Linked DNA regions of Mus musculus: all the other regions are linked to region 1. Evidence: chromatin loops called from intact Hi-C (ENCODE). Cell type or tissue: left cerebral cortex. All regions are shown on one strand. Links, peaks and the distances in the headings refer to the core of each region. The heading gives the core; the rest is flanking DNA.

The links. Peaks named below come from ENCODE experiments on the same cell type or tissue, not always from the same donor. Only the 100,000 strongest peaks of a DNase experiment are listed, where the experiment ranks them.
Region 2: it touches region 1 in a loop (5-fold over the local background); 31 of 42 quality-filtered maps call a loop at or near these places.
Region 3: it touches region 1 in a loop (3-fold over the local background); 18 of 42 quality-filtered maps call a loop at or near these places.
Region 4: a loop joins it to region 1, with 2.1 times the contacts of the local background. A loop is called at or near these places in 18 of 42 quality-filtered maps.
Region 5: it touches region 1 in a loop (6-fold over the local background); 14 of 42 quality-filtered maps call a loop at or near these places.

What each region holds. Positions count from the first base shown.
Region 1 is chr11:61,948,108-61,954,519 of GRCm38, forward strand. Gm12273 (a long non-coding RNA gene) reads left to right here and starts at 2,810. Exons shown (of 3, transcript XR_388712.3): 1 at 2,810-2,968; 2 at 3,339-3,575; 3 at 3,944-4,627. In left cerebral cortex, for the core only: CTCF peaks have their summits at 1,379 (motif pointing right), 1,579 and 2,706 (motif pointing right); DNase peaks (open chromatin) are centred at 1,417 and 2,706; H3K27ac peaks cover 872 bases.
Region 2 is chr11:62,041,206-62,047,617 of GRCm38, forward strand. Specc1 (sperm antigen with calponin homology and coiled-coil domains 1) reads left to right here. Exons shown (of 15, transcript NM_001281818.1): 3 at 1,738-1,870. Gm39988 (a long non-coding RNA gene) reads right to left here. Exons shown (of 5, transcript XR_003949695.1): 3 at 4,074-4,240. Among named protein-coding and RNA genes, the nearest start is that of Gm39988, 6.0 kb to the right of the region's middle. In left cerebral cortex, for the core only: a CTCF peak has its summit at 3,654 (motif pointing left); a DNase peak (open chromatin) is centred at 3,567.
Region 3 is chr11:62,124,152-62,130,563 of GRCm38, forward strand. Specc1 (sperm antigen with calponin homology and coiled-coil domains 1) reads left to right here. Exons shown (of 15, transcript NM_001281818.1): 5 at 4,049-4,256. It overlaps Gm39985 (a long non-coding RNA gene), which reads right to left. Exons shown (of 3, transcript XR_879913.2): 3 at 5,412-5,696. Among named protein-coding and RNA genes, the nearest start is that of Gm39985, 19 kb to the right of the region's middle. In left cerebral cortex, for the core only: a CTCF peak has its summit at 3,718 (motif pointing right); a DNase peak (open chromatin) is centred at 3,742.
Region 4 is chr11:62,131,348-62,137,759 of GRCm38, forward strand. It overlaps Specc1 (sperm antigen with calponin homology and coiled-coil domains 1), which reads left to right. Exons shown (of 15, transcript NM_001281818.1): 6 at 483-556; 7 at 929-1,107. It overlaps Gm39985 (a long non-coding RNA gene), which reads right to left. Exons shown (of 3, transcript XR_879913.2): 2 at 892-1,132. Among named protein-coding and RNA genes, the nearest start is that of Gm39985, 12 kb to the right of the region's middle. In left cerebral cortex, for the core only: no CTCF peak of the experiment used is centred there; no DNase peak of the experiment used is centred there.
Region 5 is chr11:62,007,644-62,014,055 of GRCm38, forward strand. The region is part of intron 1 of Specc1 (sperm antigen with calponin homology and coiled-coil domains 1); the gene reads left to right. Among named protein-coding and RNA genes, the nearest start is that of Gm39988, 40 kb to the right of the region's middle. In left cerebral cortex, for the core only: a CTCF peak has its summit at 3,231; a DNase peak (open chromatin) is centred at 3,392.

The DNA.
Region 1 (6,412 bases), core at 784-5,783:
GTGAATTTTCCAGAGTATGTTTTTGCCTCTTTTGTCAGTGTTAAGTGGGTGTGGCTCTGCTGTTTTATCTCCAGGACCTCTATTCTATTCCATTGGTTTTCCTGTCCATTTTCAGGCCAGCATCATGTTGTTTTTATCCTTATAGCTCTACAGTATAGTTTGAAGTCATGTGTCTCTCTTACCTCCTAGGATTTCTTTGGCTAATTCATGATCTTGTGTGGTTCTATATGAATTCATTGTGAAAACTGGTTTGAAGAGTCTCACAACATTACAAATACAACCACCATCTGGGTATCATGCCTTTAATCCCAATTCTTAGACGGCAGAGGCAGGGGGATCTCTGTAAGTTCTAGGACAGCCAGGGCTACATAGAAAGGTCCTGTTTCAAAAGACAAAACAAAATGAACTGAAGCAAAGCAAACTACCACATGGCAGCTCCACACCCTACCATGGAGATGTCTGTACCACCCCCCTTTCCCGTGTCTATTGATGCTTTATTCACTGTAGCAAAAAATAGGAATTAGCCGAGTTGTCTATCAAAAGATGAATGAATAATGAATATATATAATCTATAATGGAATATTACTTAGTTGTAAAGAAAAATGAAGTTAAAAAGTTTGTAGGAACATGGGTACAGTGTAAAGTGAGATCTCAGAATTTTAGAAAGACATAAACCTCATGTAGCTTTTCATAATTGAATCTAGCCTATATGTATTGTTACATATGTTACAATATGACATATGCAAACAAATGTCCATGTGGGTACAGTATAACATGAAGAAAGAGAACAAGAAAGGCGCGTGTACAGGGATGGGGAGGACTGAACTCAGGTGATGGACACAGCTCCACTCCGAACGCCAATCCTAGCTAGATAGAAGCTATGTATACAGTCATTAAAAGCTGTATAGAATTGGCATCTGTGATATTTTTATTTATTTGCAAGTTTTATTTTCTTTATAGTGTAGTGGGTTTTTTGTTTGTTTTGTTTTGTTGTTTTGAGATGGATTTTTATTATGTAGCCTTGGTTAGTCTGGAACTCATAGAGATCTACCTACCTGGCCCTATTTTTTTTAAGCAATAAAGTTTATAAAATAAAAATTTACATTGTGTTTGTTCTCTGACATTATAGTTAATCCCATATTGACAGAGGTTCTGCCCTGGGGACTAAACACTAGTGTGCTCTTCAATGCTCTCAGATTCATGATGTCTCAGGGAGAGTCAGTATGTAATCACTTCTGAAAATGTGCCTGTGGCCTGTAAAGCTATTCGTTTCTATCAGAAAAAAATATAAACGTTCTTGTTCAAAACTCCAAGGAATTCTGCTTCATTTAATTAAAAGCCTCTAGCCATGGGGAATGCGGGATTTTACATTGGGTCACTACTAGATGTGTCCCCTAGGTGGCAGCAAAGTCCTAACTCTAATTCTGACCTACTGGGCTTGTGTTTTGGGAGGGTGGGATGGGGAAATGGGGGAGGGGGGAGGGGGGAGGGGAGGTGTCTATTTGTTTGTTCTTTTTGTTGTTCTTGTTGTTTTGTTTGTGCTTTAAGACAGAGTCTTTCACTGTAGACCAGGCTGATCTTCTACTTGTGGCAATCCTCCTGCCTTAGCCTCTCTAGAGTGTCAGGAGTATAGGTATATGCCAATGTATCCAGCTTCCTGGTCCTTTTAGAAACTAATGATGACAATGAGAGTGTATTTATGTAATATAGATATGTACGTATATATCTATATATTACATAATAAATATTACATAATATGTTATATAATACATTACATAATATATTGAATATATATGTTTTGCAAATAGGTAAATTTTGAGCCATCTTTGGATTTAAATTTTATTTTTAATTGAATATCGTTATATAATATTACTATTATGAGGTTTTAGTTCATTCTCCTGTGGAAAGAAGATCTTAATATGCTCTTCAGTAATCCATATATGTGTATATACTGCCACATCAATCATTAATCAACTTGCCTAATCTCAGTTGAGAGTCTCTCTTCTAAAATGACTCTAGCTCATGCCAATCTGACATAAAACTAACCAAGACACCCGTGTTACACAAGAATTAAGCAATTTAACACTGGTTAGAGAAGGCTTTACATTTCTATGGTGCATAAGAGTCCCAGGGCACTTACCGAGTGGTTTTGGTTGTTATAAATAATAAAACTATACATTTAACAATAAACAAATACAAAAAAGTTTATAAACTCTGGTACTCTTAAGCATAAAAATAATTTATCTGAATGACATAAGAGCCATCTGTGAGGGCTCCAAAGTGGTATTTAATCTAAAGTGTCCTCGGGTACATGTGTTACATGCTTGGTCCTTAGCTTGGCCCTGGAAGGTCCCCAGCCTCCCACTTGGAAGGTGCTGGAACTTTGAGGAATGGGGACTACGGAAAGCATTCGGGTCATTGAAAACATGCCCGTTAAAGGGGACACTGTATACCAGCCCGTTCCCTTTTTCTTTTGCTTTCTGAACACTTTGCCTTTTCATTTACCCCAGCAGGGAGGCCAACGAACAGAAACCCTCAAAGCAGTGAGCGAAAATCAACTGTTTTCTTTATAACTTGATTATCTCAGGTACTTGGTACAATAATAGAAAGCTGACTCCCATAAAAAGGCTCATCAAATAGGCCCAAGCAAAGGAGCCTCCATGAGGGCCTTTCAGGTGAGCAAGACGGCGAGGTCCCTTCCGCTGCCACAAGAGGGCGCTCTAGCAACATGAGTCACGGTTTGGAACTTGACTCACTTTTGCATCACGCATTCCAAACTTCGGGGTGGCACAACCCTTTGACAAAGCAGATGTCACAACTTAGAGCCCCAAAAGTATAAAGAGAGGGATGGTCTCCCTGCTGCAGCCATTAGAAAAGTAGGACCTACAGCATGCTTGCAACAATTCGGGCACGGTTTTTGTCACCAGCCTCGACAGTGGAGTGCCTCAATCCTGGCGTGCCTGTAAAAGTAATTATTGTTGTTATTGTTATTATTATTGTTGTTGCTGCTGCTGCTGTTGTTGTGTGTGGGTATGCTTTTACTGCTGAGCCATCTTGCTACCCAAATAGTGCTTTTGTTTGTTTTGTTTTGTGAGACAGGGTTTCTCTGTGTAGCCCTAGCTGGTCCGGAACTTGCTCTGTAAACCAGGCTGACCTCGAACTCAGAGATCCGCCTGCCTCTGCTGGATTAAATGAGTGCGCCACCATCGCCTGGCCCTGGTAGTACTTTTATTGCTGCTAATTTTGATTTGGGGGTGTAGGGTGGGGGCGGGGCTAAATTTGACTGCCCAGAGCCTTTGCTTTGTATGGGGATAACCCATATAAAATGCTTTCCCAAGGACTGCGATGCTCACTGAACTACACCGCAAGAAACAAAACAGAAAGAGGGAAAGCGTCAGACAAACCAACCAGGAACAAGGCAACAGAAGGGAGGCGGTAAATGCTGAGGCTCGATGACTGCAAAGCCCAGTCGGCTTGTCTGAGGGAGGACGAGACTAAATCCAGGCAAGAAGTGAAAAGGCTGCACAGAGTTACTCGAGGTCAGCGCATGACGACAAAGGGCAGTCTGCCGGAACGTAAGTGTCCAAATAGGTGAAGCAGCAGCGTGGTTATTTACAAAGCAGAACTCTGGGGGGACCGGGTGGGGGCGCACAAAGATGACATCAGATGTTCGAACTATACCTAAAGACATGGAAGACCTTAAGAATGCAGCTAACAAGTTATGCAGGGGAGTGTAGGTAAGGCCGGAAGGACTTGGCAGGAGGGCACAGGAGAGGGAGAAGGGCGAAAGAACACCAGAGAATTGTGGAAGGATCAAGAGACACTGATGAAACTGGGTTGGATTATGTCATACTTTGGAGGACTGTGTCGAGTAGGAGGCACAGTTTAGAGAGATCACCGGAGGAAGCAGACTTGTTTAACATACGGGCCTATTTCCTTCAAGGGAAGGAAATGATAACCGATACCCGTTCACCCGGAAGGCTAGAGTGGATGCTGTCTAACCCTGGTGATCTTCTGCTATTCTATGGACTCAGCCTTCACCTGAATCTGCCAAAATCCTGAGCATTGTCTAGGCCTCAGTCCTGAGCTTTGCCTCCCAGTGAATAGACCCCATCCTTATGAGAGAGGTCCCGTGTATTTTGCATTCCCCATCAATAGAATCTATCTGAGTGCTTATTAAAGGGCTCTTACAGGCCCCAGCATGGCAAACGTGGAACTGGCAGGTTTTGCCCTCTCCCCTTCCCCCTCTCTCGTCAAACTATTAGATTACATTCCTAAAGCTAGCCACCAAGGTCTAGCCCCGAATTTGGCCACTTCCTTATGCCTTCGTAATAGAATCTCCTTTGTGCCGAGAACTTGGTGTCTGGGTGTGTTCCGTGCCCACTCTGAGGTCCCTTCACTTCCTACAAGTGGATTTGTAGGGTCTTTCTTCCTTGGCCTGTGCCGTGAGCACTATTTATCAGTCAATACAACTCATTCTTAATATAAGAGTCACAGGTGCTTGGCTAGTTTGGAAGGGAGTTTAGGTGCAGCCGTCCCTGAAGCTTTATGGTGAGAATTGTCACATGGAGACTTTCCCCAAGGCTTTACTGTGCTTAAATGTGTATGGAAAATAAACCATGAGATCAGACTCTGGATGTGTGTGTGTGTGTGTGTGTGTGTGTGTGTGTGTGTGCATTTTAAAGACTCTCCTAGCGTGAGCCTTTCGGTGCACACCGCACACCTTCTCTCAAAGTACTTAAGAGGCAAAGGTGGGTCTCCGAGTTCATAGTTAGCCTCATGTACATGGGGAGCTCAAGCCCAATCAGAGCTACGTAGCGAGAACCTGTTAAAAAACAAAACCCAAACCCAAACCCAGCCCAACCCAGCCCAACCCAGCCCAACCCAACCTAAACCCAACCCAAACCTAACCTAAACCTAACCCAACCTAAACCCAACCCAACCCAGCCCAGCCCAACCCAACCCAACCTAAACCCAACCCAATCCAACCCAACCCAACCCAACTCAACCTAAACCCAACCCAACCCAACCCAACCCAACCCAACCCAACCTCAACCCAACCCAACCCAGCCCAAACCAACCCAGCCCAAACCAACCCAAACCAAACCAAGGGCTAGCAAGATAGCTTGCTGTGCTTAAATATGCTTGCTACCAAACCTGACAACCTGTCTGATTCCAGACAGCCACATGGTGGAGGGAGAGAACTGACTCCAGTAAGATATTTTCTTACCCACATGCACATGCACCACATGCACCCCGACACACGTGCACCGCATGCACCCCGACACACGTGCACCGCATGCACCCCGACACACGTGCACACCACAAATATAAATAAACAAAGCAAAACCAAAAACCCCAAGACAAAACTCCGAGGACTGATTTTGATAAACCATGTTTTCTTTCATACAGTCAGGGCCGGGGAACAAGCTCAATTCAAGAAGCTCTTGCCAGGCTGGCCCAGACCTGAGTTCCATCCCCAGAACCCATGAGACAACAGACAAAACCCAAACCCAACCCAAGCCAACCCAAGCCAACCCAACTCAACCCAAGGGCTAGCCTGCCTCTCCCTTCCCAGCACCAGAATCATAGATGCTCCCCCATGATCCCGGTGCTGGGACGGGAGAGGCAGGCTGATGCTTGAGGCTTGCTGCCAACCAGTGAGCGACCTATCAAAAGAAAGATGGCTGGCACCCGAGAAACAACACCTGAGGTCCTCTGGCCTTCAAATGTACACACACACACACACACACACACACACACACACACACACACGTATAACTGCACACTTATGTGTGTGTGTGTGTGATCTGCATGCTTGTGTGTAAGTGTTGGCACAAGTGTGTCACAGCATGGCATGTGGTGAGTCAGAGGATAACCTCAGGCTAATCCTTGCCTTCCACATTGTTTGAGACAGGGTCTCTCTTTGTTGCTCACCATGTATAACCAGACTCCCTGACCTAAGCTGGGAGTTCTGGGGTTCTCCTGTCTCTACTTTCAATCTCCTTCAATCTGGGATTACAGATGTGTGCCACCAAGTCTGGCTTTACATGGGCTCTGGGGCTTCAGATTCAGTTTCTCATGCATTCATGGCAGGTGAGCCATCCCCTTAATGCCTGCTTACTTCTTATTAAAGGCAGCGATCACTGTGGTTGCCATTGTGTTTCTCTATCTATCAGGACAGCTTGGGTTCTGTCTAACTCACAGATGGGTATGTGATGGCCCTAACTTGACTCCACGCTTACCACCCATCTCACTGTCTATTTGGCTCCTGCATAAGAAAGGTCCATTGACTGGGTGGCTTAGATGATGGAGATGGAGTCTCAGGGCCTCCAGATGTTGAAGGTCAAGGCTAACTTGATGTCTGATGAAAGTTCCCTTCCTGATTAATTGATAGGAACATCTTTCTACA
Region 2 (6,412 bases), core at 965-5,964, 93 kb after region 1:
AAAGAGGAACACTCCTCCATTGTTGGTGGGATTGCAGGCTTGTACAACCACTCTGGAAATCAGTCTGGCGGTTCCTCAGAAAATTGGACATAGTACTACCGGAGGATCCAGCAATACCTCTCCTCGGCATTTATCCAGAAGATGCCCCAACTGGTAAGAAGGACACATGTTCCACTATGTTCATAGCAGCCTTATTTATAATAGCCAGAAGCTGGAAAGAACCCAGATGCCCCTCAACAGAGGAATGGATACAGAAAATGTGGTACATCTACACAATGGAGTACTACTCAGCTATTAAAAAGAATGAATTTATGAAATTCCTAGCCAAATGGATGGACCTGGAGGGCATCATCCTGAGTGAGGTAACACATTCACAAAGGAACTCACACAATATGTACTCACTGATAAGTGGATATTAGCCCCAAACCTAGGATTCCCAAGATATAAGGTACAATTTGCTAAACACATGAAACTCAAGAAGAATGAAGACTGAAGTATGGACACTATGCCCCTCCTTAGAATTGGGAACAAAACACCCATGGAAGGAGTTACAGAGACAAAGTTTGGAGCTGAGATGAAAGGATGGACCATGTAGAGACTGCCATATCCAGGGATCCACCCCATAATCAGCATCCAAACGCTGACACCATTGCATACCCTAGCAAGATTTTATTGAAAGGACCCAGATGTAGCTATCTCTTCTGAAACTATGCCGGGGCCTAGCAAACACAGAAGTGGATGCTCACAGTCAGCTAATGGATGGATCACAGGGCTCCCAATGGAGGAGCTAGAGAAAGAACCCAAGGAGCTAAAGGGATCTGCAACCCTATAGGTGGAACAACATTATGAACTAACCAGTACCCCGGAGCTCTTGACTCTAGCTGCATATGTATCAAAAGATGGCCTAATCGGCCATCACTGGAAAGAGAGGCCCATTGGACACGTAAACTTTGTATGCCCCAGTACAGGGGAACGCCAGGGCCAAAAAGGGGGAGTGGGTGGGTATGGGGGACTTTTGGTATAGCATTGGAAATGTAAATGAGCTAAATATCTAATAAAAAATGGAAAAAAAAAAAAGAAAGTGTCCCACAGACATGCACACAGGCCAATTGAAGGTCCCTCTCCCAAGTGTGTCATATTGACAACTGGAATGAACCAATCTAGTCTACTTGGCAAGTCCTAGGCCAATGAGACCGTTCATCAGAAACGAGGTGTACAGTGGTTATTCTCTGACCTCTACATGCATGTGCACACTCGTGTACAAACATGAACATGTACGCAGAATAGCAGCTAGAGAGATGCTCTGAGTCTCAATAGAGACTTTGGACTTTTGGACTGTTAAGACTTTGGGCCTCAATGTGGTGAGCACATACGTGAAGGGTTGGTTATACTGTGTAGCACCAGGTGACTCTTGCTCAAGCTGGAGGGCCCTCTTTCTGTCTTAAGTGCAGGAATTTGATGGAGTCATCTGAGATTTTTTTCTCCTTCACGTGTTCTAGTCTAGTTAGGTTTTATAGGCTTAAAATGGATTGATCAGTGTTACTACTATATCAGAGGTCATGTTAGCCCCCTAACTTATTCACTGAAGGCAGAGTGTAGCTCCATGCTATCAGGGGCTGAGCTAAGTGCCTTTTCCCTTTGCGTAGTCTCTGTTATTCTACCTAAACTACTGGCCCTGGTGGGCATTGAGTTCCTCACCGTGTCTGCCCTCTCAGCTTCTCTCCCACTTTTCTCTAGCTCAAGAGGGCCAGCAGCGAGGACACACTCAACAAACCTGGAAGTGCCTCTTCAGGGGTGGCGAGACTGAAGAAGACCTCAACCTCCGGAGCCATCTCTGAGCTCACTGAGAGCCGCCTGAGGAGCAACACAGGTAGGAGGAACCTCCCCGGCCAGCTTGTTTTGTAGAAGCTCTTTTTGACTCATGATCCCTCCTCTGATCGCCCTGGCCTGGAGCTGCTCTGGGGGCATAGTCTTTTCCTGCAGAGTCTGTATACTGGGGAGGCAGGCAGAAAAACAGAAAAGCATCGGTTTGCCCTGTCACCCCAGGAGTCCATTTGTCACCGGTGTGTGTTCGTGTGTTCGTGTGTGTGTGTGTGTGTGTGTGTGTGTGTGTGTGTGTGTGTGGCCATCTTGGGTGCTGGCAATGATGGCAGTGGATCGTGGAAAGGCCCAAGATGAAGAACAGCCAAGGTCCTCCTTAACCATGATGCGTGTAAGCGAGTGCTACACTTTCTGCCTTTGACACATGTCACAAAAATATCACATTCCAAAGATGTATTTTAACTTATTCTTCCTTCAGGAAGTTTAATGTGAGGACTGAATGTGGCTTTGGTTGTAAGAAGGGCCCATATTTCTGTATAATGACTTAGCTGTTTTAAAGACTGAATTCATATTAAATACAACAAATGAAAGTAAGCTTATCTTCACCGAGTAATCCTGTGTTCCCGAAGTTCAACAGATGCCACTAAAAGTAAGTAATTAATTAAAAAGTAACGCCAGCCTTGTTCTCAAAATTAATACCAAAACAAGACATTAAAATGTTAGCAAATGCTGTCCAAAAAAGTTTAAAAGGGCAGTAGCAGACAGCAAAACCGAGCGGATTTGTGCCATCTAAGAATGAATGAATGAGGGTCTTGGGAGATGGCTCAGTGGTTAAGTGTTTGCTGCTCTTCCAGAGGACCAGGTTCAGTTCTCAGCACCCACGCCGTGGCTCACAGCTATCTGTAACTCTAGGATCCAACACTCTCTCCTGACCTCCATGGGCACCGCCCACATGTGATGCACAAACATACATGTCGGCAAAACATGCATATACATAAGATACAATTCAATCTTTTTTAAAGATGAGCCAATGAATGATTGTTATCATTTTATAATCTGCCAGGCATATCATAGGCCAAAGAAAAGCCATATGGTCATCTCGATAGATATGGGAGATGGAGCTGTCAGATTTAGCCACCATCCTGATTTAATAACAAACTCTTGATAGACCATTGGACAGGATGCGTGTGGGGGAGCACTTCTAGCAAAGAAGTATGTGTCTTGCTGCATGTGACAACACACACCTGTGGTCCCTGATGCTCAGACAGGGGTGTCTCCTGAGTTCACAGGTTCAAGCCTAGTTAGGTAAGACAGAGACTTCACACCAAAAACAAATAAACTGCACTCAGAAAATGTGGCAGGAGGATCAGGAGCTCAGAGCCAGCCAGGGTTACATGGTGCCTTGTCTGAAAGAAAAAAATGAATAGTTCTTTGATCAGTGACTGGTTAGAAAATATAATGTTGGAAGAAATGATCTCATGTAAGAAAGGATGGAAGGTGGCACACTGAGCAATAAATTTAGTTATTTAAGAGCCTGCACATTTAAGAGAAGTCTAACACCCCTTTGAAGAGCACAACTATGTCCTTGTGAATAAAGGCAAGGACATGCGTGGGTTTGGGATAGGAAGTTAAATATAGTAAAGACTAAATTCAGTAGTGCCACGTATTAAATGCAATAAGGGTGTCTCATGATTTCATCAATTCATTTGCATCCTAACTAACATATCAGTGTGGAACTGGGAGCAGCCAACAAGCAGCCAACAAGCACCAGGCCTGGCTGAGGAATTTAGGTTGTCCTGACTAGGAGGCTACACTTCCACCTAGTGGATAGAGGGCAGAGATGCTGCTAATCGGAGAATGTACAGGACAGCCAGAGTGTCCTGACTGACTGGGTAGGTCTCTGCTGGGATCTAGCAACATCCCAGGGAAGTTCTGAGGAAGAGCAATTCAAAGACTAACCACAGTAAGCAGAGGCAATACTGTGGAGCCATGGTGGGCAGCCAGGATCCACGAGCATATTTGGTACAGGGTAAATAAAGGTGGTTTGTGGCAAGTTGGAGCCTGTGGGTGTGGCTCAGGGTCAAGCTTTAGTTCAGCAGGTAAGAGGCCCTGAGTTCAATCCCCAGCACTGAAGAAAGGCCAAATAGAGGAAGTTAAGTTAAAACTGGATTACCCTGAAAAGTAAAACTGGATCTCATCTCATTCTTCTTACAAAAATAAGTCACAGGGATGTGGGAGAGTACAATGCTTACCGTGCAAGCATGAAGACCTGAGTTCTGTGCCTAGTGCCCATGTGTGAAGCCAAATGAGGCAGTGCTTGCTTGTCACCTCAGCACTGGGGAAGTGGAGACAGGTGGATTCCCAGGGCCTGCTGACCAGCCAGCCTGCCAAGTGGTGAGTCCTGGGTTCAATGAGAGACCTGTGTCAAAAAAACAAAAAACACAAACAAAAATAAACCAAAAAAAAAAAAAAAAAAGTGGAGGGCGATCACAGAAGACATTCAGTGCTTCATGTGGCTTCCATAGCAACACTCCTCACCTGTACGCCCATCTGTACGTGCACACACATGCAATCACACATGCACATGAATACCACAAGCACATTTGTAGACATAATACAAGTTCTGAAAATAAGGCATCAGAGAGTTAACCTGTGGTGGGGATAAAGGAGATGAAGAGTGGCTTCCATCATTAAAAAGCTGCAGAGTGCTAGAGAGATGGCTCAGCAGTTAAGAACACTTGCCATCTCAGAAGATCTGGGCTCAGCCCCCAGCACCCATGTGACAGTGCCCAGCCATCTGTAACTCCAGGCCCAAAGGGTTTGACAGGTTCTCTTGTCCTCCACAGGCACCAGGCACTCCTATGTATGAAGGTGAACACTCATACACATAAAATAAAAAAAATACTTTTGAAAGATGCTAAAGAGATTATTTACAATATATGCAAGTTTGTAAAGACTATTCAAACCCATAAAGAAAACTGCAGAACAATGTGTAGCTCATATAAAAAAGAAGTGGCTATTCCACAGAAAAATAGTAAACTTCCCTTGTAGTTGAGGAGCTACTAGTCAGAACAATAACTCTCTCTATGGCGCACCCTGGTGAGAAAATCCCAAACAGGTAACCCTTGCGACCATGACTATGGGTACAGAGAGCAGGTACACTGCTTATGACAGTTTGGACAGCTTGGCAGCACCTGAGGCTTGTTGGTTTGGCTGGCCAGTGAGGCCCTGGGATCCTCCTGCCTCTGTGTGCCCAGTGAGCACTATTTATATGCATTACAGGCTTGGCCTGCTATCCCTGCCTTTCTTACATGGATTCTGAGGACTGAAACAGGTCCTCATGTTTGTGTGGCAAGCCCTTTACAGGTTTAGCCCTTGATCTGTCCTCCTAACCCGTAACGTTTTCCATTTGTATTAGTACGTATTTGACTCAGCACATTACAGATGCTCAGGCTGGATCCCAATGCTCTTCAGGTGCTGTGTTTGCTCTAGGACTGACCTACACCCCAGCCCGTCTACTGCTTATATTCAACATGAGTGCTGTGTGTGTGTGTGTGTGTGTGTGTGTGTGTGTGTGTGTGTGAGAGAGAGAGAGAGAGAGAGAGAGAGAGATCGTCTTACATGCTGGCAAGACGTAATGCAATTCTCTGGAAATTCATCTGTGAATTCTAGGAAATTAAGGAAATGCTGCCAGCATGTAGATAATCTCTAAAAGTTAGGCAAGCTTGTAACTTACATAGAGGCTCATGGGAAGGTGTCTTAATGCCATTTACTCTTAGGGTACAGACTTTTGACTTGTTTGCTCTGATGCATAGAAGGTAGTACTGTTGTTGTTGTTGTTTTCTTTCAAGTATAGTAGTTTATCTCCTGGTTAATTTTTTATTTTTAAACTATATATATACATATATATGTATGTGTATATATGTGTGTATGTATGTATATATACATACATGTATGTGTGTGTGTGTGTATGATACTGCAATGACTAATATTCATGATCAAATGTGACTGGATTGGAATAATGTAGGAGACACCTAGATGAAGTGGGGTCTTGGACTGAATGAAAAAAGATAAAAGGAGAAAGCAAGCAGAATGCCAAGCGAGCAGAATGCCAGCATTCATCCCTCCACTTCCTGAATGCAACATGTCCACCCACACTTCCATGAGCGTGCCTTCCTGCCCCGAGGGACTGTACCCTCAAGCCATGAGTGGAATTAATTCTTCCTTCCTTAAGTTGCTCCTTGCTGGGCTTGTCACAGGGACAAGGAAAGCCCCTAGGACAGGTGCAGAGACAGTTTATATGTATCCTGTGTGAGTAGATCTGGTCATTGGCCTATTACCTGCCCTGCCCACCATTTCTTTGTTTAGATTTGCCTTGCACTGTGATTCTAAACCTATAACTAGCCAGTATCACATCTCAGGCCCCTCTGCACGCTCAGTCTGAACCTCACCAACTCAGTGATTGACACATGGTAGGCAGGATGGGAGTTGCTTCCATAAGCGTAGGGTGGGAGGCTCATATCTTTTCTTTTTCATTTTTCAAAGACGGTGCCCAGTTTCCCCTGTTCCCTATAGTACTGCTAGAGTTTGC
Region 3 (6,412 bases), core at 657-5,656, 180 kb after region 1:
GCCCTCTCCCAGAAGGGTCAGTGGATGCCATCATGAGATAGTGTCAAAACTCCACTGCTTCATGGCTTTCCCACACTGAGATTAAGGAGCACTCCTCAAAATATTTCCTATGTGCACATGTCCTTCTCCAAGGAAACTGACCTGCAACAGAACTTTTCCCCCAAGTTCAAAAATGTCCCAGAGCTTGGAGGAAGTGGTGACATTTGCTAAGATTCCAGCCTGGTCTGACCACAGCTTACTAGGTCGCTACCTGGGTTTAGTCGTTGTTGGTGAATCAGGGAGGACTCTTGATGTCCTCTTACTGAGAAATCGTGGTGATCTGTTTGAATCTGACTAAATAGTTAGTTTTCAAAGATGAAAGATGCTTGCAGAGCTTGGGAGTGACTTCTGTTTTTCAAAAGACTCACCAAAAACCAAGTTTGGATGTCTGAAAGTGGAATTCCCAAATTAGAAAAACTAAACTCAAAGTTTGCATTGCTAGGCAGCAGAAAGGCTAGGATCACAAAAAGGGCATTTTAGAACTCCGGTGGTCATAAATACAGGGCTTTGTTCTCTGCTGTTTGGTTGCTGAATTTTCTAAAATTCTTTATTTGTGTTTGTGTGTGGATATGGCACTTGTGTGAATGTACCTGTGGAGGCCAGAATAGGGCATCAGATCATTGGAGCTGGAGTTGCCACCCAATGTGGGTTCTGGGAACCAAAATCAGGTCCTTTGGAAGAACTGTATGTGCTCTGGGCCATGTCTCCAGCCCACATTCTTCTTTTAAAATAATTTCCCTATATATGTTTGTTAATTTATAAAACAAACATAATCTGAAAATAATAACGTTGTCCCTATGAGATGAAATGGTAAAACTACTCTTTTAAAAAAACTAAGTTTTTTGACTGAGTGTAGTGGCACAGGCCTTTAATCCCTGCCCTTTGGAGGTAGAGGCAAGTGGGTCTGCCAGGTCTAAATAGTGAGCTCCAGGACAGCCAGGACTATGTAGATATGGAGCAAGATATGATTTGTAGGCTCATCAGCTCTGACTCTCTGTACTTCTGTCCCCTCCCCATGCATGCCACCCCTTGGTGTTCATGATCATGAGGTATAGGAAATAAAACCAGAGTCTCTGAGGGTCATCAGTCTCAGATGCACTCAGAGACCTCATTCAGGATGCTTGGCCACTTTCCTCATGATAGTGCCCAGTTTTACTCTGTGCCCTTAGTATTCCCTGCTAGTCCTGTGCATGTTTCTGGGTTCCAGGTGACATGCTTCTGCCTGAGGAGTCCAGCCATGAGCCCATAAGACTCAAAGTTTACCTTCCAAGGCTGCCTTTCAGACAGTAGCTTTCTAAAATCTAAAATGTAGGGCTTCAGGGCTGGAGAGAGGACTCAGCGGTTAAGCTCTTCCAGAATACCTGGGTTTGGTTCCCAGCACCTACAAGTGCACCACAACCATCTGTAAATCTTTTAAAAAAGACAAAAAAATAGAATGTGTCTCAACTTTTAAAAAAGTCATTTTCTATGTATTATGAAGTAATCGTGATAAGATAGAAGACTTTCCACCAGCCAACTCTCATGGTTAAATAGACCTATATTTACTGTGATTCACATTATTATGTCTTTTTTGTTGTTGTTGTCTCTCTGTGTAGCCCTGGCTGTCCTGGAACTCACTTTGTAGACCAGGCTGGCCTCGAACTCAGAAATCCGCCTGCCTCTGCCTCCCAAGTGCTGGGATTAAAGGCGTGCGCCACCACGCCCGGCACATTATTATGTCTTACTTATGCATAAGACATAAGGCTATTCTGGAAGAAGGAAGTAGTTTTTATTGAGTGGTTACTATATAAGGCAAAGTTAAACTGTACCAGTCACTAATAAACTGTAAATACATTATTTCATTAAACCTCCATTGTTCAAATAAGGAAACTGAGGCAAAGGAATTAAAAGAATACAAGGTTCAGCTATGTATGGTGCGGCATGCTGTAGTCCCGGGACTAGGGGCTGAGGCAGAACTTCAGTTTTGAGTACTTAACCAGCTTAAGTTACATAAAGAGACTCTTTCCAAATAGCAATCTTAAAGTAAAGTAAAATAAAATAAAATAAAATAAAACCCCACAAATCTTGATTTGGTAGAACTGGAGTTTAAATCTTGGCATTTAGTTTCAGATTCTGTGCCCTTCGCCATTTTGGTATACTTCCGCAGCTTTAGTTTTGACAGCAGCCTGCAGTGGTATGTATGCACAGTGCAGAGCCGCAGGCTTTTGTAACTGAAGTATGACTTTTAGCTCGGGCTAAATGATGTTTGTTGGTCCTGAGGTTGTTCCTCATATTCTCATCCATCCATCCATCCATTCACCTGTCCCACCTACCAAGTGGAAAACATCACAGGATCGCCTTGTACTGTTTTACTCATCCATTCATCACATGCACATTAAGTCCTTTCTCCATGCCTAGCACTGTGCATGTGCAGAGAGAGGGTTCTGTGTACTGTTGTGAATAAAGTCGACCAGATCCCTATTCCTATAGCGTCCCCAGCCAGAACTGCAACTGGGAAAAAAAATTAGATGCAAAGTCCCCACACTTAAAAAAATTAGAAAGAAATCTATTGCATATCAAGTTTATGTTGCCTGGAAAATACCTACCTATTTATTAATGTCAGTTAAATTGCTAAAGAAAAGGGGCAGTGTTTATTGTAGCATTTTTAAAATAATAATAAAGTGGGGTTTACAGGCAGTGGATTTCCAGTATATGGTAATTAAAATAATGTAGTGCCAACTAGTAGATGGCTCAGTGGATGATTCTATGTACTAGACAATGCTTATTATACTATTTTAACATAATTTTAAATGCAGATTGATACATATTACAACAGGTTATTTGTATGTGTGGTAGATGCATTTTCACATGTATGTGGGCATGTGTAACTATGAGGACCAGAATTTGAATCCCTAGCACCCAGGTAAATGCGGGGTAAAATGATAGCTTGCCTATAATCTTAGTACTCAAGAGGTAAAGACAGGAACTTCCCATAGCAAACCAACTAGCTAGACTAGCTGAATAAAAAATTTCTGAGTTCAAGTGAGAGATCTTACCTCCGTATCTATCATGGAGAGTGATCAAGGAAGACACTGATGTCAAACTGACCACCATTCATTTGTACAAACACATGCACCCACACACTTGCCCACATACATGTGAAGATACATGCACACACACACATAATCTGCTGTAATATGTATCCATCTGCATGTACTAACATTTAAAATTATGTTGAAATAGCATAATAAGTATTGTCAGTATAAGACAAAGGCATATTACACCCTGCAGTGTAATACTTCCAAATCACCACACACATACAACCAGTTGTGTAAAGTTTTATAATACCTGTTCAAGCCTATATATTATCAAGTACTTATACACATATGTAATAAGCATGGGAAACTCTTCATGGAATAACCGCACACCAACTTTAAAACAATGTCTGTTACTTGCTGAAATGGAAAGAAAAGTTGAGGCATTAACACATTTTATTGAATTAAAAGATTCGGCAAATATGGAAAAATTTGTTAAGCTCAAGTGCATCATTATCTTGTTTCTATGTGTGTAATTAAAGTTGAGCAGGTAAAATTAATGGGAGTATTTTCTGTTTCCAGAACATTCAGATTTTTATGTTACACGTTTTATTCTTCCAAAGAAGGTTGAGATCTGTCTGTGGCTCAGGCTGCAGGAATATTGAATCTCACCAGCAGAGGGCGCTGCTCTGCAGAGAATGTGAAGAGTGGCCAGGTTTTCATGCTTCCCTGTTCTGCCCTGGGAAGGGAAAGAGTTGCCTGTACTAGGAGGCCCTTGCTTTCTGCTTATAAAAAGGGGCACAGAATCCAGGCCTTTGGACACATTGTGCATCTTTTAACATTTATAGCCTTGGCTGTGCCCAGACTAAAAACAGCAAGGAGTGGCGTACGCCAGGGCATCCAGCAAGTCTTCTACCGACCTGTGAGAGTGGTTTTTTGTTTTTGTTTTTGTTTTTTTTTCCTGTTAAACTGACACAATATTCCTTTTTCTCTAGATGGAGAAAGATTATTCGTACCTGAAAGAAGTCTGTGATCATCAAGCAGAACAGCTGAGCAGAACCAGCCTAAAATTACAAGAGAAAGCTTCAGAAAGTGACGCAGAAATCAAAGACATGAAAGAGACCATATTTGAATTGGAAGACCAGGTGGAGCAGCATCGCGCCGTCAAGTTACACAATAACCAGCTCATCAGTGAGCTGGAAGGTAAGTGGCGTCAGCCTGAAAAGGGTGCGGCGACAAAGGGGTTTCTAAGGATGTTTGGTGGCCAGGGTGTCAGAAGAGCCTGTCTTGTGAGCCCTGTATCAACTCCCTAAGAGAACTTAAAAAACAAGCATTAATCTCTGAGAAGACCACAACTCTTGAAAGAGGCAGTGCATTTGGGAAGGGTTAGATGTACCTACCTGTGCAGCTTCCTGCAGCCTCCACCTCTAGACAACCAAGCCGTCTTTGAATTCTGCTGTGACTGTGGGAGGCGTTTTCCCCTACGGATGGCCTTCAGGGTTTGAGAGTAAATTATTTACTGCCTTTGTATCAACAGTGTGTTGCCTGCACTGTCTGATGGATGAGATCTACTCAGAGTGAAGCAAACCATTGTGCCTGTGGTCAAGTCCAGCGTGTTCCCATTGGTGGCAGGATTTGGGAATCTCTCACAGATGTTAGCTGCTTGGTTTCCAAAGACACATCAGTATATGGCTTTAGGAACTCACTCCCTTGAATGGGGAAAGACATTTTTTTAAGAGATTTAAACTTCCTTTATTTTGTCTAAATCAACCTTATCAAATATCACACCTAGTTAGTTTTGCTTTTGTAACAAAAGACTTTAAAAAACAAAGATTTGTAGGGCACTAGTTACTACAAAGATGAGCTTAGTTGCCTGAGAAGTTTTCTGTCATGTACAGCCAGCCTTGGTACTCACAGATTCTGCATTCCTGAATTTACCAATTCACCAGCTCACTAGAATATACTTGTATCCCTAGATTGGTGCTTACAACACCTTCCTGGTTTGGGAAAAATGGAAAGAGGTGAAAAGTCAGAGGAAAGTCAGGAAAACCTCTGTTCTTCGCAGAGATTAAGCTCAAGAACCCTCTACTTTCTGGTCTGAATTATGATGCTGTGTACAAGGATCTCTTTTTTCTTTAAAAATATTTGTTTTTTACCTTTTATTTATTTTGGCTGTGGAGGTGGGAGGACAGCTGTGGGTATTGGTTCTTTCCTTCTACCACACGGTTCCCAGGGATCAAACTCAGTCGCCAGGCTTGATAGTATGTGTTTTACCCACTGAGCTAGCTCTCCAACCTGCAAGTGGGTTTTTTAAAACATAACAATCCTATTTAAAAACAAAAGAAAACACTCTTGTACTTTTTTTCATGGTTTTTATTTGAAATGCTCCCAGATACGATGCTGAAGTGCTGTCTACTGTCCCTAGGTGCAGAAGGCTGTGATGGTATCTATAGAAATAGGTGTGTTAGATAACATTGGTCAGGCCTGAGCTTTCGTGATGGTGAACATGAGTTCAGTGTCAGACAGCAGTCCAGGATATCCACACAGAGGAGACGGTCGTTCTTCCATCCTAACACTAGGCTTCTTTGATGCGCTGGGGAAATGCCGGTTATGCACAGTGACACATCTTCACTGATGTTGAAGCTATGAAAAGGATGGGAAAGCAAGGAACTTTAGAGATTCATGGAATGAAGATCTGTAGTTGACAGTGTCCTGGACAATAGTGTCACAATGCCAGAGACAAAACGAATTCGCTGTAACCTAGCCCAGGGCCAGCAGAACTGTCATTCATTATACACTGATTAGGCATAAGGGAAAGGATGCTTGCAGGCAAGAAAGGTTGCATAGATCAGAAAGCTACAGAAAATTGTTTAAAATACCAATTCAGTATTGCAAAAAGTAGAGAGGGAAAAAAAAGGCATCCTGATGCATATGGAACAGGGATTCTGGTGTGCAAATAGCATTTTAGATGGTGAAAACTGTGACCAGAAGCCTATAGGAATCCAACACTGTTTCCGTGGGGAGCAACAGTTCAGTATTCCTTGTTGATTGAGCACAGTGGTTTCTATGAGGGGAGCTGATTGTGTGCTCTGTGGCTGGATTAATTGACTAATACCAGAGTGACAGTGCCCGTTGTTCGTTGCCTTTGTCATGGACTGTAGAGCAGTGACACTCAGTGTCACCCAGGTTCAATAGCACTTCTTGAGAATGCAATTAAATATCTGGCCATGGCCTGTCTCCAAACATAGCACCCTCTTTGTAAAGAACAAGGTCAAAGGGGACAAGCCCTGTTTTGTTTTGCTTTGTGATTTAGCACAGTGGAGGTTGTATTGTCCCTAAATCTCTAAAAATCAGCCCAG
Region 4 (6,412 bases), core at 780-5,779, 180 kb after region 1:
TTGTCAGGGATTCTGGGCCCGAGGGTCTAGAGTTTATGCCTACATATCTGCCATACATGGTTCTCAGAGTTACCTGTGGCTAAGAGTGGTGATCCTAGAGGCTAGTTTCAAAGTCACAGGAGTAATAATCAGGAGAATCTCCTTTTACACCAAAGCCATCTGTATCTCAATAATAAAGACTGTCAGGAAGGTTGTGTGACTGGCAGGGAGGCCCAAGGCAGGGGTGTACTTCCCATGACTGTTGAAGCCTCCTCCCATAGGGCTGCAGGAGAGCTGTACAACTGACCTTCTGGGTTATAGCCTAAGTAAGGACCACTGTCATGCCATCTGGTTTCCTCTTGGACGACTGCTTCTAGTTCTGTCTTTAGAGTCCTTACAACATAACTTACTGTAGTGGGATGGGTTTTTAAGCCTGCTGTCTCAGCTCACCTTGTGCAGGAGCCTTTCATCTTTGTAACTCTGTCTAACTCATTTCCTTTTAGGCAGTGTGATCAAGCTGGAGGAGCAGAAGTCAGACCTAGAGCGGCAGTTAAAGACGCTAACAAAACAGATAAAGGTAAGCCGCAGACCAGGAGTCTCCTCTACCATCTTACTGGGCAGTACTCCTGTCTTAGGTTGGAGATGTTGGGAAGGTACTGTTACACTCTCCAGCCAGCTTTTCCCAGAACATCTCCAACATACATTTTTTTTTTTCTGGCAGGAAATGAAACTAAAGCAATCATTCAATTTTTAGTTACAAAGAACTCTTTGCCATCAAGGAGTTACCTCTTGTGTCTCTTTCAAGTAGTGAGGCACCATTAAAGCCAAGTCTTTCTGCTTAAGCTTCCTAATGACTGATTCTTCAGGAACTAAGCTTCAGAAACCCCTACATAGAGACCCCAGCACACTTACCTAGTGTCTGAGGTAACGTGGAGTCTGTCCTTTTCAGGAGGAAACAGAAGAATGGAGGCGATTCCAGGCAGACTTACAGACTGCAGTGGTAGTGGCCAACGACATCAAGTGTGAGGCTCAGCAGGAGCTGCGCACTGTGAAGAGGAGGTTGCTGGAGGAGGAAGAGAAAAATGCCAGGCTGCAGAAGGAGCTGGGAGACATACAGGGGCACAGCAGGTGGGTCACAGGAAGAGCCACACTTCTGTGAATCAAATGGGCACATAGTCAGTGCTTTGCTTCTTGTGAAGGAAAAAAATCTAGCCAACTGTTCTCATATGTTTAAAGAAGGGGCACCTGATAGACTTTAGTATTCATCAGCATAGGGAGAACACACTCATAAATAATAACTTGCCAAAGTCTCTACATCAGAAAAAGCTAAAATGACTTCATGGAGGAAAACTGCCATCAGATAAAGGAGCCATTCCTACCAGCCCAGGAATGTGCTTCGTGATTTCTGATCTCATGGGCTAGTTCAGAAAGGTAGAGGCACAAGGATAGACGCAAGTGTGAGACCAGCAAGGTCTAAATAGGGAGTCCAAGCTACCTTGCATCCCTGCTGTAAACAAAAACAAAGAAACAACAAAAGTCGTGTGTCTGCTGGATCCAGTGGTGCCTGATACCTGTAATCCCAGCTCTTAGAAGACAGGCAGGAAAGCTAGGAGTTCAAGTTATCCTGAGATCCATAGTGAGTTCACCAAGCTTTATTCCCAGCCCCCATCCCAGGTGCCTCACAATACATTTGCCCAATCACGTTTAAGAACGTGTTCCTAAAGCAAACTTGAAGTTGATTGGTATGGAAAATTCAAGCTGGAGAGATGGCTTAGCAGTTAAGAATGCCGGCTGCCCTCTTCAGAGGACCCAGGTTTGATTGCTAGCCAACTACATGGTGGATGACAGCCATCTGTAACTCCAGTCCCAGGGGAGATCTGATACACTCTTCTGGCCTCAGAGGGTGCCAGGCATGCATGCAGACTAAATACTCATACCCATAAGATCAATGAAATTTAAAACTGAAGTAGGATTTACAGATTTACAGATTATCTACAGCATTTTTGGCATTCGGTAATGTGGTATCTTCGCCTAATGGGAGCTTTGAGAATTCTGAGTGTTCAGAAATTATTTTGAATTTCTAAATGTTTTCAAATATAAAATACTGTCTTTTAAAGTCAAATTTAGTGGGTTCTCAATGTAAGTTTATGGAAGTTGCCTTAATCTCTGTGTTCCGGGATTAGAGGCGCTGCTTGCTGATTTGTTCCTGAGCCTTAGGGTCTGACCAGTGGTTATGGGTTTTACAGCATTGGAAAGCTAGATTCTTCTCACAATTCTCTTTTTTAGAAGTCTTTTATATTGTCTATCAAATCAGTTACAGTTATGGCCTGTTCCTTTGTTTGGCTCGAGAAGGATTCATGCAGTCTTGGAAAGTCATGACCATTATTTCATAGTCCAACTTTATTTTCTGGACACCAAAGAACACGATGATTCTGGGGTTTTTTTTTGTTGTTGCTGTTTTGTTTTGTTTTGTTTTGTTTTGTTTTGTTTTGTGTTAGTCAGAAGGGGAGTAGGAAATGAAGGTTTCTGATGTCCCCTACTGAGATGATCACAGGGTCCTCTATTTGCCTTTGTGCCTGCTATCATTGTCTGTCTGCCGTGCTTCCACATTCTATGCCTTTGGAAGAGGAACCAAACCATAACTTGCATTACTTGCTACTTGCATTATTTTAAAAATTATTGTTTTATAAAAGGCAGGCTCTACATTTCTGTGGTGACTGTGCATAGATTATTGTACAAGATGCTGCGTTTCCTGCATAGGTTCACAGATCCCTGCTGAAACTCCGAGGTAATGGGACACCTTCACCTGTGTCCTGAAAGTGTAGGGCTCTGTGTGCTACATTCTGTCTCCTTCATTTTTCTTTTAAAAGCATGTGCCAATTTTTATTTTCCTGAACATTTTAAACCAACTACTCAAATCTAGCAACTCAAATCATAAAACCTTTCAAAACTTTAGAACTGACAGCAATCAGAGTGGACGTGTTACTGAAAACCATTCTGCTTCAGTGTTTGCCTGCCACTTGGCAAGACATGGGACAACTGCTGCTGATAGGCTCTTACTGGATTTTATACTTCTCACAAGTGGCTCCTTGAAGAATTGACTTTTTGAAAATTACTGGCTGGTAACTCAGCTTCTTCCTGAACCTACCATATGAGCAAAACTGGAAACCAACCCAAAGCCTTAAAGCTCCCGAAACAAGTTAGTGACTCCATGGTGGAACAAGTTCTTGCCTGACATTTCAATTTGACTTTGACAGTCACCTCATAAGAACCCTAGGGTTATTCATGAAGGAAATAAAGCCAGAGAACTTGCAGAGGGTTCTCTGATGAGGTCTTGCAAGCACAGCTGAGTCAAGAGAAGAACATCCATATAGCAGCATGACTGTAACATAGGGCTTGCAGTCCATACTCTCATTCTGTGTAAGTGGGCATTTAAAGGAATCACATAGAGTCAGCTGGTAGGTAAGCAAATGAGGAGTCTGGGCAGAAGTACAGAACAAAGTGGGATACAATTTAACCCATTAGTCATCTTTAGTCCCAGTACATTTTCAAACGTGTGGGTATTATTATTATTATTATTATTATGATGATGATGATGATGCTTTGAATGGTTTGAGACTGTTTTGTTTTGAACTTGAGTAATTCTCCTACCTCATCTTCCCAAGTTTTTAGAACTATAGGCACATGCCATCACTCCCTATTATGCTTTTATTTTAGAGTCAGAATAGTTGATCTTATTCAGGGAATTGCCAGGTATGCTAGGGGATAGCTATAATCCTATCGCTTGGGAGGTAGAGACAGAGGATGGGTAGTTCAAGACCATCCCTGACTTCATAGTGAGTTTGAGGCCAGCATGAAGTATACAAGACCCTATATTAAAAACAAAAACAAACAACAAACAACAAACAAAAACCTGGGTGGTCAAAGAATGAAGGTGGTCAAATATTTTCATAATTCAAAACAAACAAACAAACAAACAAACAAACAAACAAACCTGGGTAGTGGTGTCTCACGCCTTTAATCCCATCACTAAGGAGACAGAGGCACATGGATCTCTGTGAGTTCAAAGTCAGCTTGGTCTACAGAGCACGTTCTACGACAGCCAGGGCTACACAGAGAACAACTCTGTCAGGGGCGGGGGGCGGGGGGCATAAAAAAAATGGGTCCTAGAAAAATGGCTTGGTGGGTAAGTATGCTTGGTTTTAAGGGTGAGGACCTGAATTTGAATTCTCAGAAACTATGTAAAGAAGCTGGTCATGGGCACAAATGCCTGTAACCCTAGTGTTGGGAAGCTGTAGTCAGGTGGATGCCAGGAGTTCAGTGGCCAGCCTCTGAAACAGCACTCTTCAGGTTCATCTAAAAGTCCTGTCCTGTAGAGTAAGGCAGGGAGCAATAGAGAAAAACAATCCTGTCCTGTAGAGTAAGGCAGGGAGCAATAGAGAAAAACACTTGACATCTTTGGTCTCAACACACGAGCATAGGTGAGCACACCTGCACATGGATATATGCATACACCACATACAGCTACTCCTCAAATGTGTGTGTGAATACACACAGACATATACATACATGTGTATATGTAAACACATTACATATAGCACATATACATACATATATATGCATAAATGTCCCCATGTATCTTAATACTGATATATTGATGTTAGTTTATTCTTTTTTATGTTGTCAAAAGGTTTAATTCATAAGATAAAGCAGTTGTGACTATTCATGCATGAATTCTAACAGCAACAGTCAATCATAAATATAAAAGTTGCATGAACTATAAAGAGGAATATGCGAAAGTCATGGAGAATAAACTCTCCATCTTTCTAAACTCTCAGTCTTGCAACCAGCTGGCACTGCCCTCTTCCCCATGTAGCTCTACTCTCTGTTTAGATTAGGAACTATGACTAGGTGCTTTCAGGTTCTCCCATTCTGAGGCTGGTTGGTCAGCTGACCTTTCTCTGTTAGTCGGAAACCCAAGAACTAGCCCTGCCATCTCTCCCATGCAGTCCTCGGAACCTTAAGGATCACCATCTCCAAATGTTAGCTCTGACTTCCAGGCCTGATCTTTTTCTCCCAGAATTTAAACATGCTGATATATTTTTATTAATAAACATGAAAATGTTCTGTTTTACTGGACATAAATTAATGAATAAAAGTGTAAGATATAACTTTCTCAGTTATGGCTCCTTCCCTGGATAGTTAAGAGTTAGACATTAAAATAAAAACTCATTTGAATTAAAACATCACGTCTCTGGGATGGGATGTACCTCAGTGGTTCACTGCTTGCCTAGCGTGTACCAAGTCCAGGGTTTAATCCCAAATCAATCAATCAATTAATCAATCAGTCAGTCAATCAATCAATCTGCTTCATAGTTTTCAACAGATACAGGGAAATGTAGGAACATAGGCATCTCAGCATCTGGATTCTGTGGGGCCACATATAGCACTTCTAACAAAAGGTATTGATGATGAGCAATACACATACAGGAGTCATGAATAATAGCAGGAGCTATTTTTAGGGTGACATCTTCATTCTTACAGTATTTATCATGATAGTATCAATAGGCACCTGTGGAAGACATCTTTACAAGAAAGAACCTATTAGAAACACTAAATATCTGCTGCCGATTAACAGCATTAACTTCCAAAATAAAATCCTTCTGCTTCCATGTGCTGATCTTTACATCTTCCCCCTAGATCACACATTGTCCTCAGTGTGTATGCTGTCCTCACTAAGTGAAGCATGGTGACCTGTCCCATACAGACCTGCTGGAGCTGGCTTTTAACTAAGTGTGAACATCTGCTCTGTGTGCTAATGTCCGTTGTGTATGTCTGTGCTGCCCTGTCCTTAAAGTTCTAACATTTCAGAGCAACACAGCATGTGTTCTTTCTATAGCTGCTGCTAGAGAAGATGTGCCTATGATGGAGGAATAATGTTCTTGGATAACAAAGATGTCACTTGAAACTCAACTGTGACACTGAATCCCTGGTCTTGGTGGAAAGACCAGTTCCCATAGAAATTCCTAGGCAGTTTCTTATTTATTTTAGTATTACTGGGCCCACAGGCATTTCATTTGGCCCTTAAAGTAGAAATTGGACATCTCCTATGGTCTTCTCATCAAACATAATTCAGTCACTTGCATATGTTTTCATAGTTAAATACAGTTATGACATTAGATATATAAGCCTATGATGTTTAAATCTGTATGTGTGATTCTGAGGATCAAACCTAGGACCTTGTATATGCTACACAAGTGCTCTGTCACTGAGCTAACACCCTAGTCTAAAGGGCTACAAATGCCTTTCTCCTGTTTGAGAAAATATAGGTATGCTCTTCGTTGAGTCTTTAGGCTTCTTAGGCTGGAATAGTAAAAAGAGATCATTTTGTTTTGTTCTTGGCATTGATGACGGAGGGAAGCACAGAACTCTG
Region 5 (6,412 bases), core at 449-5,448, 59 kb after region 1:
TGAGTCAGAACATCTTCATTTTCACAAGACGATGTTAAAGGTCTTGCCCCCATCCTGTTGCTGCTGGCTTTCATGGGGGTTTTAGTGGAATACATGAAATGGTTAATCTTGACTGTCAACTTGATTTGACCTGGGATGCTGAAGAGGTTCCTAAAGTGCACGTTGGCCGTTCTGTGAGGGTGTTTCCACAGATGACCAGATGACATTTCAGACTTAAGCGATGCTGAGTCCACTGATAGATTCAGACTTGGGAGATCTTGACTTGTGGGAAGGTGGGAAGTGGGTCTGGCTTGGGGAAGGTAGCCCTGAGCTGTGCCTTGCTCTGGCCCCTTCCTGTCACCCTTGCTCTGGTTCCTTCGTGAGAGGAGCAGCACACCCCACCCCCAAATCTAGTCAAGGACTGAATCTGTCAAAGAGAAAGAGACCCCTGCTGCCTTAGGCTGTTTCTGTCAGGCATTTGGTCCCAGCTTGGTGTCTGTCTGTCGTGATGCCATAATGTCACCATCTTGCAGGCTGCTTTGCCAGCTCAATGTTAACCTTCTAAAGGTTTTTCATGGATCTGGAAAGGCGCCAAGTGGTGAGGAGCACTTCACAGGTCCCCCTCCTGCGGGTTTCCATTCAGCCCCCAGCGCGCGCTCCAGGGAGCTCACAGGAGGTTCCCGGGTATCTGCCACCTTCTTCTGACCTCTGCAGGTACCAGTATTTACCTGCCCTCCACGTAATTAAAGTAAAGCAAATCTTAAGATTTGAATTTGGTAGATGCTGGCTTAACCACATACAAGACCCTGGTTTTAATAAGTAAAACTCTTAAAATAAATAGTAAATAAATAAAATAAAAATTATTGGGACACCATGTGGTCATTTAGTATTTTTCCACAGTCGAAACTGTTCTGCTTTTTCTGAGCCTTCTCTTTGAAGGGATTTATTTTCTTCTAGCATTTACTCTGCCGAGTGGTGTGGAAGGTAGATTTAACCTGACATTTAAAAATAATACTGAGCTGTTTTCCCAATATCGTTTATAAGTAACCTCATGCTCTCTGATATATTTTTAAAGATTTTTAAAATCTCTCTCTCTCTCTCTCTCTCTCTCTCTCTGTGTGTGTGTGTGTGTGTGTGTGTGTGTGTGTGTGTGAATATGAGTGCAAAACCTGCAGAGGCCAGAAAAGTGTCCCTTACAGCTGGCGTCGCAGGTGGTAGTGAGCTGCCCCATTCGGTGCTGAGAGCTGAACCTGGGTGGCCTGTCCAAGCGGAAGCGCTCTCTCCAGCTTCGCTTGTTGATATTTCATAATGTCCTTTGTTTTTTTTCTTTTTTGAGACAGGGTTTCTCTGTGTAGCCCTTGCTATCCTGGAACTCACTCTGTAGACCAGGCTGGCCTCGAACTCAGAAATCAGCCTGACTCTGCCTCCCAAGTGCTGGGATTTCATAATGGTTTGGGATAATCTGGAATGTGTGTGTGTGTGTGTGTGTGTGTGTGTGTGTGTGTGTGTGTGACATTGATATGTATTTCTATCTCATTAGCACATCATGGTAATTTATTCTTTTGTAATATATAGGAAGAATGGAATGTCTAAAGTAATTATGTCAAAATAAGAAACTAGATAACTAGATAAAAAAATTCTTTTAGGCAGGAACAATTCTGGGTCAGAGTTTTTGACTGTGGGATGGCAACCCCATCCCTCCACTTGATGCTCTGTCTTTCTACTGGAGGTGAGCTCTTCGAGTTCCCTCTCCCCACTGTTAGGCATTTCATCTGAAGTCCCTCCCTTTGAGTCCTGAGAGTCTCTCACCTCCCAGGTGAGAGTGAAGAAATAAAAACTATATTCTCTAATACATGTATGTGTGTGTACACATAGAGTCTGCTATATGTAATGTGTAGAGAGTATGTAACATATGAATACAAGTATACTGAATGCAAAAGTGTGCAATATATATATACACATACATACACACACACACACACACACACACACATATATATATATATATATATACTTTTCCTTTTGGTTTAAGAAAGCCCTTTGTATAATCCGGACACTCTACACACTAGGAACGGCTACCCTGTAACAACAGGCTGGAGGGGAGAAGGATGTGGAGCAGGACCAAGGCTGTTGTGTAGTGGGGAGCTCACGTGCATGAGAAACAAACAAGAAAAATGGGCAACACTTATAAGTAGGTGATTCTCAGGAGAGTAAATACATGATATCCAGTCTCATGGTCACAGGAGGAGTGCACAGCATGTCACATGCAATGCCGTGCAGCGTCACTGGCAAAACACTGACAGCTTTGAATATGAATATGACTGACATATGAATGACAAGAACATATAGATGTGTACATTAGCAATAAGAAAGTAGATAGTGAGCTCTAGACCAGTCATGGCTACACAGTGAGACCAGTCTCAGAAAGAAAAGACGAGACCATATATTTTGTGTAGTTTTACATGTGTGTGCGCACACAGGCTTTTGTGCGCAAGCATGCAGAGGCCTCAGGAGTGACAGGATCTGACACTGTACTCGGAGCTCACACTGGTTTGGCTAGGAGAGATCGCCATGTCTCCACCTCCCCAGCACTGGGGTTCCAGGCACGTGCCACCAAGCCTGGGAACTGGGATCAGAGCTCAGCTCCTCATGTTCGTATGCTAAACGCTTTAGCAACTGAGCATCTTCCCAGCTCGATGCTGTACATTTTTAAGTAAGACTATATGGTGTGATCAAATTACGTTTAAATTCTTAGTTATTTGAAGAAGCATCATTATTTTTATATAGTCATAAGAATTCATTTTAAAAAGCAATAGATGTGTGATATCAAGTTGTGTGTGCTGCTCCCTCCAAAGAGGGAAGTAGACCCGGGGCAAGTCAGCTTTCTCTTTGGGGAGGATATACTTCAGTGTTGGAATTTCTTATGAGTCTGCGTTTGTATATTTGTGTGACATAAATAGATAATCAGGAAACTTCTCAGACCCATGGGCGAGAAGATTCTTGGGACCAGGATCCCAGATGTAGAAGCCCAGCGTTGGGAAAGCAGGTTTTTATATCAAGGAGCATTTGGAGGCGGGGGAGCCTGAATCAGGTTATAGAAGAAGAAGCCCAGAAGCCGTTGAGAAAGCAGAACGGCAAGTACTGAGGACAAGTTGCTGGAGTGCTGCATGCTGGCGGCTTCCCTGCTCTGTCCCCATTCCCAGGCTTCATGTGGTGACTACCTACGGAGCTCAGTGGCCCCCTAGCGTCCCTTGTATTTTATCTCTCCATTTAAAAGCTGCCACCTGAGGTTCAAAATGAGCCTTTATCCAGTTTCTTAATCCGTTTCTTGCTGCTATAACAGAAAACACCAAGTACTTTATTCATAAAATAGCAGTTCTCAGCTCACAGTTTTGGAGGCCGAAGCACAAGATGTGCAGCCAGCCCACGCGTTCAGCCTGTGCCGAGGGCGGTCTAGCTAGGTGACAGCGTGGTAGATGGCCTCATGGAGGGAGCTCGTACAAGAGTGTTCTTTTTATAACCACCTATTCTTGCCTGAGCTGACAACAGTCCCACGAGTATTATGTTAATCATTTCTGAAAGGGGCACCTTCAACCACCTAGCCAGCTCCTGTCAGGTCCCACCTCTTTACATTTTTATCTTAAATGTCCTTCCTTCTTTCCTTCCTGCCTGCTGCCATCCTTTCTTCCTTCCTTCCTTTGGGTCTTTTGTTTTGTTTTGTTTTTGTTTTTGTTTTTTAGATAGGGTCTCACTTTTTAGCTTGGCAGGCTCAGAATTTGTCTGGTAGACCAGGTGGGCCTTGAACTCATATAAATCCACCTGCCTTTGTTTCCCTAGTGCTAAGATTAAAGCCCTTAGTTGCTGGCCAACCTTAATTCTGTAAAAACAAACAAAGAAACAAACAGCTATTGTATCAAGTCCCATCTGTGCTGCTTACACACTCCTGTGTGGGGCCACTCAGGGCTGCTCACTAGAGCATCATCAACCTAGCATAGGACTCCTCACCGAGGTGGGTTAAATATCCTTCCTGCTTCATCCTCGGATGCTGACTGGTTTGATCTTATGCAGGTCTGGTGCAGGCAGCCACAGCTACAGCCACCATGAACTCAGGAGTACAGAGGTCCTGTCCCACCTAGAAGATGCTGCCCTTCTTGCCCCCCGCCCCCAGTCTTGCTCGGGCTCTTAAAGTCTTCCCAGCCCCTCTTTGTGGTGATCCCATTTGTGGATGAGCACCTCCCTGACATTCACTCTCTACACTTTGATCAGTTGTGAGCTTCTGCCTTAACCATGATCCACAGCACAGAGAGACTTCTCGCTAATATGGAGATATAAATTTGGAGGGTAGTTTGATACTGTGACCATTGAGCCAAATGACTTAGTAGATTTACCGCCAGCAGGTCCTGCTGCAGCAGTGCCATCACACTGGGGACAAAGCTTCTAGCATACAGATCTTTGGAGGACACGTGTAGACTATAGCACCTAGTTAAATACCTAGCAGACATCAATACCTAGTCTGCACCAGGCAGCATCATGCCTGGGGAGATAAGGAGGTCTTGGGCATGATGACGAAGGGACACAAACACACTGAAGAGTCTCATCGGCTACTGTGTCACTATGACATCACCCGGAGGGTGCCGGGGGGAAGAGTTACAGAGGAGGGACGTGAAGTTGTGGCTATTCTGGGAAGCACCTGTGGAGTGTCTGCATCTTTTTTTTTTAATTAGGTATTTAGCTCATTTACATTTCCAATGCTATACCAAAAGTCCCCCATACCCACCCACCCCCACTCCCCTACCCACCCACTTCCCCTTTTTGGCCCTGGCGTTCCCCTGTACTGGGGCATATAAATTTTGTGTGTCCAATGGGCCTCTCTTTCCAGTGATGGCCGACTAGGCCATCTTTTGATACATATGCAGCTAGAGTCAAGAGCTCCGGGGTACTGGTTAGTTCATAATGTTGTTTCACCTATAGGGTTGCAGATCCCTTTAGCTCCTTGGGTACTTTCTCTAGTGTCTGCATCTTTACTGGGGATTTTCCGACATGCAGCCCCCTCACCTCAAGCTAATCTCACCTCTCTAGTTCTTTTTTTCATCTTTTCTTTGACAGGACTACAGACCTTAGTTATAATTCCTCTTCTCACGGTTGTTGCCACTGCCAGCCACCAAGACTTCTGCAATTTCCCCAAAGCTTACGTTCTTAACAGACAGATGGAAACACCAAATTAAGGTGTGAGAAACAAGGAAAGTGAAATGAAGCCAAATGTAACAATTAAAATTTAAAACGCCCTGTTGGGAAGGCTAAAGGCGGGGTGGGTTCGGTCACAGAGAATGCTGTTTATAAGGAGGAAGGAAATGTATTAGGCTGAGACATTAACTGTGCTGCCGGAGGGATGGCAGAAAGAGACAGGAGGACATCTATTAATTCTGAGAGTGCACAAGGTAAGCCAGCAATGCATCACGACTTGGGGAACAGGGGTTCCCCTGAGGCAGGTCTGTGTGGAAGTCATACCTGGTTGCTGCAGTAACAACCTCCTCATGAGAACTGGGAGGCCTGAAATAGCCAGGTCTGCTTCAGAAAAAAAGATGAGTAGCCTTTTCCATCTCCCCTACGGGGAAGTAGAGGTAGGGTGGGAGAGAAAGGGGACATTAAAGGTAGGACCTTGAGAGATGCTTTTAGGTTGTAAGTGTCCACTGAGCCCGGCATTGTAAGGACCTCTGGGGTACTCAGGCTCCCAAGGCACTGTGGACAGTGTCCTTTTCTGATGGCTTCCTATGCTACTGGAACCCCTGCATGGGGAGACACTGAACCTTCCTGTGCTGCTGAGTGCTTTGATGGTCTCGTGGACCCTCTGTGAGGAGGGCTGTGTCCCTCTGGCAGGACCAGGGCAGATGATGTGTGAGCATGGCCTCCTAGGTCCACCTGAAGCACTGAGCACCACCTGCTTGCTTCCCATCTCCTGCTGTGGTGTCTCCTTCTCTGATGCTGCTGTTCCCCCCTACCATAGGCAACGTCACCCAGAACCTTTCCCTCTTGTCTTGGGCGTATCCCTTCTTGGGTAAGCTCTTCCCTTTTTTGACAGTCTGTATTTTCTGTTCCCTATATTGGACCCTGAACCCAGGTGGGAAGGGTGGGACTGGACTTGCCCATCCTTGTGCCCTGATGCCTGCCATAGTGCCTGAGGTACACACAGTAGTCCCAGAATGCTTGCTAGACAGGTGAAAGAATAAAGCCATTCAGCTGTTGTGTTCCTTTCATCTCCCATTGTAGCAGGCAGAGGCAGGAGAATCTCTGTGACTTTGAGGCTAACCTGGTTTACAGAGTGAGTTCCAGGACAGCCAAAGAGACCCTGTTTTCAAACAAACAAACAAACAAGCAAACAAACAAACAGTACCCCAAACCAGATATTTGTTGTTGAAGGGCTTATTTATATTTT